Linked DNA regions of Homo sapiens: region 2 is linked to region 1. A link is an interaction called in ENCODE POLR2A ChIA-PET data of the cell type or tissue named here. Cell type or tissue: MCF 10A. All regions are shown on one strand. Links, peaks and the distances in the headings refer to the core of each region. The heading gives the core; the rest is flanking DNA.

The links. ChIA-PET counts read pairs that join two places held together with the same protein. Peaks named below come from ENCODE experiments on the same cell type or tissue, not always from the same donor. Only the 100,000 strongest peaks of a DNase experiment are listed, where the experiment ranks them.
Region 2: POLR2A ChIA-PET joins it to region 1 with 5 read pairs; 4 of 35 experiments call an interaction of 5 or more read pairs at or near these places.

Annotation. Positions count from the first base shown.
Region 1 is chr11:76,822,278-76,825,208 of GRCh38, forward strand. No RefSeq gene overlaps it. Among named protein-coding and RNA genes, the nearest start is that of ACER3, 37 kb to the right of the region's middle. RefSeq lists a cis regulatory region at 1,131-2,361. In MCF 10A, for the core only: no CTCF peak of the experiment used is centred there; DNase peaks (open chromatin) are centred at 1,534, 1,914 and 2,044.
Region 2 is chr11:76,903,550-76,906,480 of GRCh38, forward strand. The region is part of intron 1 of ACER3 (alkaline ceramidase 3); the gene reads left to right. Among named protein-coding and RNA genes, the nearest start is that of ACER3, 44 kb to the left of the region's middle. In MCF 10A, for the core only: no CTCF peak of the experiment used is centred there; no DNase peak of the experiment used is centred there.

The DNA.
Region 1 (2,931 bases), core at 151-2,650:
ATAAACTGGACCTCATCAAAATTTAAAAGTTTGTTTTATAAAAGAACCTGTGAAAAAGATGAAAAATTAAAGTACAGGTTGAGCTAAAATAGTTGCAAACCACACATCCAACAAAGAACCTATATGTAGTATGTATAAAGAATTCTCAAAACTCAGCAGTAAAAAGAACAAAATCTCAATCAGAATATGGGCAAAAAAACATGAACAGATATTTCACCAAATAAAATATACAAAAGGCAAATAAGCACATTAAAAGATGTTCCACATAATTGGCCATCAGTGAAATGCAAATTAAAACCACAATGATGTAACACTACATACCTACCACAGCGGCTAAAATAAAAAATAGTGACAACACCAAATGCTGGCAAGAATGTGGAGAAAGTGGATCACTTGTGCAAAGCTGGTGGGAATGCAAAAGGACACAGCCATTCTGGAAAACAGTCTTATAATTTGTTATAAAACTAAACAATACACTCATCATACAACCCAGCAATCACACTCTTAGGCATTCATCCCAGAGAAATGAAGACATATTCACACGAAACCTGGACACAAACCTTCATAATAATCATCTGTAATAGTCAAAAAGGGGAAACAACTCTGATGCTCTCCAACAGGTGAAAGGTATAGAAACCATAGTATATCCATACTATAAAATCCTGCATAGCAATATAAAGGAACACATTATTGACACTTGTAAAGGTTTCAAAGGAATTATGAAATATATCCAATCCCAAAATGTTATATATTATATGATTCTAATAATATATAATATAATATAATATATGATTCTAATAATATATAATATAATATAATTATAATAATATACAATATATAATATATTAACATTAATATATATTAATATATATTATATATAAAATATATATTATAATATTATATAGTTATATATTAATAGTATATAATATTATTGATAATCAATATAATAATATTGAAATAATGTTAAGATTATGTAGAATATATAATATTCTTGGAATCATATAGCATGTAACAAAAAGTAGTATGTATGTAATCAAACGAATACACACTTTAGTGTATTTCTTGCATTACAATGTAATCATAGAAATACACTATACTATCTTTATACCCTATAAGAATGGTATGTAACATTCCAATCATACTTACTATATAATTTCAAGAATACATAATATTCTTTCTTTTTTTTTTAACTCAGGGTCTTGTTCTGTCACACAGGCTGGAGTACAGTGGCGCGATCTCCGCTCACTGCAGCCTCCACCCCTCCCCCGATATCTGCTGATATGACTAGTCCTGCCTGGACACTGCAGGGACACACGACATCCATCCCCCTTTCAGGAGAAGGAGGTGGGAGGGAGACATAGGAGGCATCTCAGTGCCAAGCCTCCCCAGCACGCACACACACACAGAGGAGCCTGCGTGTATTCATCCACACACCTCACTGCCCAGGAACGACTTCCAGGGTTCCCAAATCCCTCATATCCCACCAGGAATTTCAGCTCTGCTCTTGTAGCCCTAAGGGAAATGAGTCAGTGGGAGGAGCTGAGGAAAACAAAGAGAGGAAGGAAGGAGGCAGTTCCGGGTTTCCCACAGGAGTTCTGAGGTAACTTTATGAGAGTCACTTCTCCTCTTGGAACCTCAGCTTCCTCATTTGCCAATCAGGGTGTGGGTCCCTATCCTAAACCACACTGGGGCCACCATGAGGATCCAATAAGATCAGGAATAGAAAAGAGCTTAGAAAAATCAGGGACCTGGGTCAGATAGCAGAGGGTGGTACAGGGGCTATTGCTGTATAAAGTGGTCTGAGATCTTCCTTCCTTCCCTTCTCATTCATTCATTCATTCATTCATGCCTTCTCTCTTGGCCAAGCCCTGAACCAGGCAGTAGAGATGGAGAGATGAGTCAGCCAGGGTATTACCCTCAGGAGTACCCGTGGTGGTAGTGATGTGGGATGGGGAAGGGAGAAATGGAATCAACTCAGTCTGCGGAACACAAGGAAGGCTTCATGGAGGAAGTGACCTGGGGCTGGGATTTGAAGAAGTAATAAGAGTTTGCCCTGATGCACAAGATGGGGAAGGGCATAGCAGACTTACAAAGCAAAGGCATAGACATGAAAAAGCACCTCCCCCTCTCAGTGCATGACAGATTCCAGGAAGAGCTTTCTAAAGATACGTGCAAAGAGGGAGAAAGACTTCTAGGAAAGGAAGGGCGTGTGAAGGGGCCAGCTTTGTTTGGAATGCTCTGGCGAGTCAGCATTATGTGGTGAATGGAGGGGCTGGAATACAAGGCCTTTTGGGTTTTCTTAGGTCTAAGCTCTGAGTTAACCCTGATTAGAAAGAAAATATAAGGTTTCTATGCCTCTGCACCCAAGAAGCAGTGCCACATCTGAGGACTAAAGAAAAATCTCGAGCTAGGCACAGTGGCACACACCTGTAATCCCAGGACTTTGGCAAGCTGCAGTGGGAGCATTGCTTGAGCCCAGGAGTTCGAGACTAGCCTAGGCAACATAAGGAGACTCTGTCTCTAACAAAAAGAAAAAAAAATTCGCCTGGTGTGGTGGCACATGCCTGTAGTCCCAGCTACTTAGGAGGCTAAGGTGTAAGGATTGCTTGAGCCTGAGAGGTTGAGGCTGCGGTGAACCATGATGGCACCACTGCACTCCAGCCTGGGTGACAGAACGAGGCCCTGTCACAAAAAAAAAAAAAAAAAAAAGGAAACGAAAAGAAAAGAAAAATATTGAGCCAGGGTCACGCTATTACCAAACTCACAGGTGAGGTTTGCATGCTCTGGCAGGCAACCTCAAACACCCACAGCCTCTCTTGCCAGGGGCCTGAGGGCATTTGTCTTCCCATAATTAAGTCTTGGCATCCCATTCTGAGTTTTTCCAGGGAGGACCTGGGCCCCAGGCCTTCCGCCTGAGTAAAAACCTGTTAA
Region 2 (2,931 bases), core at 259-2,758, 81 kb after region 1:
GTCTGACATGTCTGCTTATAACTCCTCCCATTGGAGTTTAGGCACAGCTGACCAGTGTCAGCATTAAAATAGAGATCATAAAAGACTGACAACCAGATTCTTTTTGCAATAAGATACCCAACTCCAACCTGACTCTCTGTTATAGCATCACATGGTAGATGGCAGGCCCTGAAGGAAATGAAAGTATTTTACCCCAAAGTAATATTTCTTCGACATATTTTGAAATGGCCCTGCAAAGCCACCTCTTATGGGGAAAATTTGCATATAGAGGATCTTCTTCCCTTTCAAGGTCTTTTCCTGATCCAGGAGAGTGTGACATCTTTTAAGGTCTGATAGGAGACATTTACTATCTATTATTCTCTCTGAAGTCTCCAACTTGGGACTTCATCTATATGATAAAAACATAACAAGAACTTGTTATTGGCTTCCAATACCCTTATTTTTATTTTTATTTCGAGATGAAGTCTCGCTCTGTCACCCAGGTTGGAGTGCAGTGGTGCAATTTTGGCTCACTGCAACCTCAGCCTCGTGGGTTCAAGTGATTCTCGTGCCTCAGTCTCCCAAGTAGCTAGGATTAGGGGCACACACCACCAAACCCAGCTGATTTTTGTATTTTTAGTAGAGACGAGGTTTCACCATGTTGGCCAGGCTAGTCTCGAACTCCTGACCTTAAGTGATCCCCACCTGCGACCCTGCCCCAGCCCCACAAAGTGCTGGGATTACAGGCGTGAGCTACTGCACTCTGCCCAACCCCCCTTATCTTAAGCATTTCTTTCTGTCTACTTCAACTCTTTAGGAAAACCTCAACTCTTTCAACCAATTGTCAATCAGAAAATCTTTAAATTCACCTATGACCTGTAAGCCCTCCCTGCCACCCCCCATAAAGATGTCCCACCCTTCTGGACTGAACCAATGTGTACCTTACATGCATAAATTTATGTCTTTGACTGTACCCTCTGTCTCCCTAAATTGTATAAAGCCAAGCTGTAACCCAGCCACCCTGGACACATATTCCCAGGACCTCGTGAGGCTGTGTCATGGACGTGGTCACTCATATTTGAGTCAGAATAAACCTCTTCAAATATTAAAATAAAAATAAAAAAATAAAATGAAATGGGTAAAATTGGGACCCGGCTGGAGATGAGGCACAATTAAACTGCACAAGCAGGTGATCTAGACTCCATGGTACCACCTCCTACTGTTTCGCTGCCCCTCTCAACCCACATCTGTGGCCTCATGGAAAAGTTCTTCTTAACCAGTTAATTATTTGCTATATGTCTTTTCTCTATGTATGTGTGTGTGTGTGTGTGTGTGTGTGTTTGAGATGGAGTCTCCCTTTGTTGCCCAGGCTGGAGTGCAGTGGCACAATCTCGGCTCACTACAACCTCCACCTCCTGGTTCAAGTGATTTTCGTACCTCAGCCTGCCGGGTAGCTGGCATTGCAGGTACATGCCACCATGCCCAGCTAATTTTTGTATTTTTAATAGAGATGGGGTTTCACCATGTTGGCCAGGCTGGTCTCGAACTCCTGACCTCAGGTGATCCACTCACCTCGGCCTCCCAAAGTGCCGGGTTTACAAGCATGAGCCACCACACCTGGCCATGTGTGTGTATTTTTTTAGTGAAAATGTGATTGTGCATTATGAAATATTTTGTGGCCTGAATAAAGTATGATTTAGAAGATTTTTTTTATGTTACAAGCTTACCTTTAAATTAAAAAAAATTGAATCTACATTTCTCTATCAAAAGTGAAACAATATCTATTGACTCCCCTCATGTAAAATAATGTATTTAGCATTTGTCGTTCTTTTACTTTTTTCTTACTTTACTTTTTATCATGCCAAGTCAAGGAAAGAGGGCCTGAAATATAGCAGTGATAATGGGGTGAATGGGGTGAATTCTACTGCAGTGAGCATTCATTGCCCTTAGACCTTTTGCCTTCTGTGGTAGCTCAAGACCCCTTTCCATTTCTTTCTTTTTTTCTTTTCCTTCTCCACCAACTAGGAAGACTCTTCTATATGCATATAAAGCATGAAACAAGACATTTGTGTAAACGTACATAAGGAAGTATAAACAAGGTTGCTCACTGCAGTATTGTTTAACAAAAACATAGGAAACAATCTAGAATGTTCATTAATATGGGAATGGATAAACAAAATGTGGTTTATATTTCTATGATAGCATACTATACAGAAATTAAAAGGAATGAAATATAGTATCTAATAGATCTCTCAAGAATAATTTTTATTGATAAAAGCTATTTGCAAAATGATATTTACACTTATTTTGATAAAACAAGAAAACAAAGCAAAACTATGTGGATATACATTTATGTAAAATCATTTAAAAATGAATTATAGTGATACACACCAAATTAACCATTACATCTGGAAATGCATGAAGGGGAATTGGCCAGACAGATGGTTGACTTTTGAAACTGCCTTTGCAAAGATTATGACATTGAGAGAAAGCTAACATGGCTGACTCCATCTTGCTTCTAGCCTCACAGGCTGGCTGCCTTCGCTCATTACTGTGTGTAGGTAAAGCTAACCATGGGAGGAATTTCGTTTATAGTTTTTAACTTTGAAGCAAGGATAATATTCCCTCCCTATAACTGATCCCCTGCTTGTTCAGGGGCTGAAACTGCCTTTGTAAGACTAATGAAAGGCCACAAGATTAGGATTATGGGAGGGGCCTGAATTCTGCTCAAGTATAGATGTAATTTCTGTAATCCCTTACTGCTCAGGAGTCACAGGCCAGAGGACACACATTTGTGACTTCTCTGATTACTCCTAGTATTGGTACTTGAAATTCAGATTTTTGCATTCTGGCATTGAGATTCATAACTCAACTGGTCCTGTCACCCCCTAACCAGAGACAGACTCAGCACAAGAGGATTGTTTTCCACACCCCTATGATTGTATCTCCAAC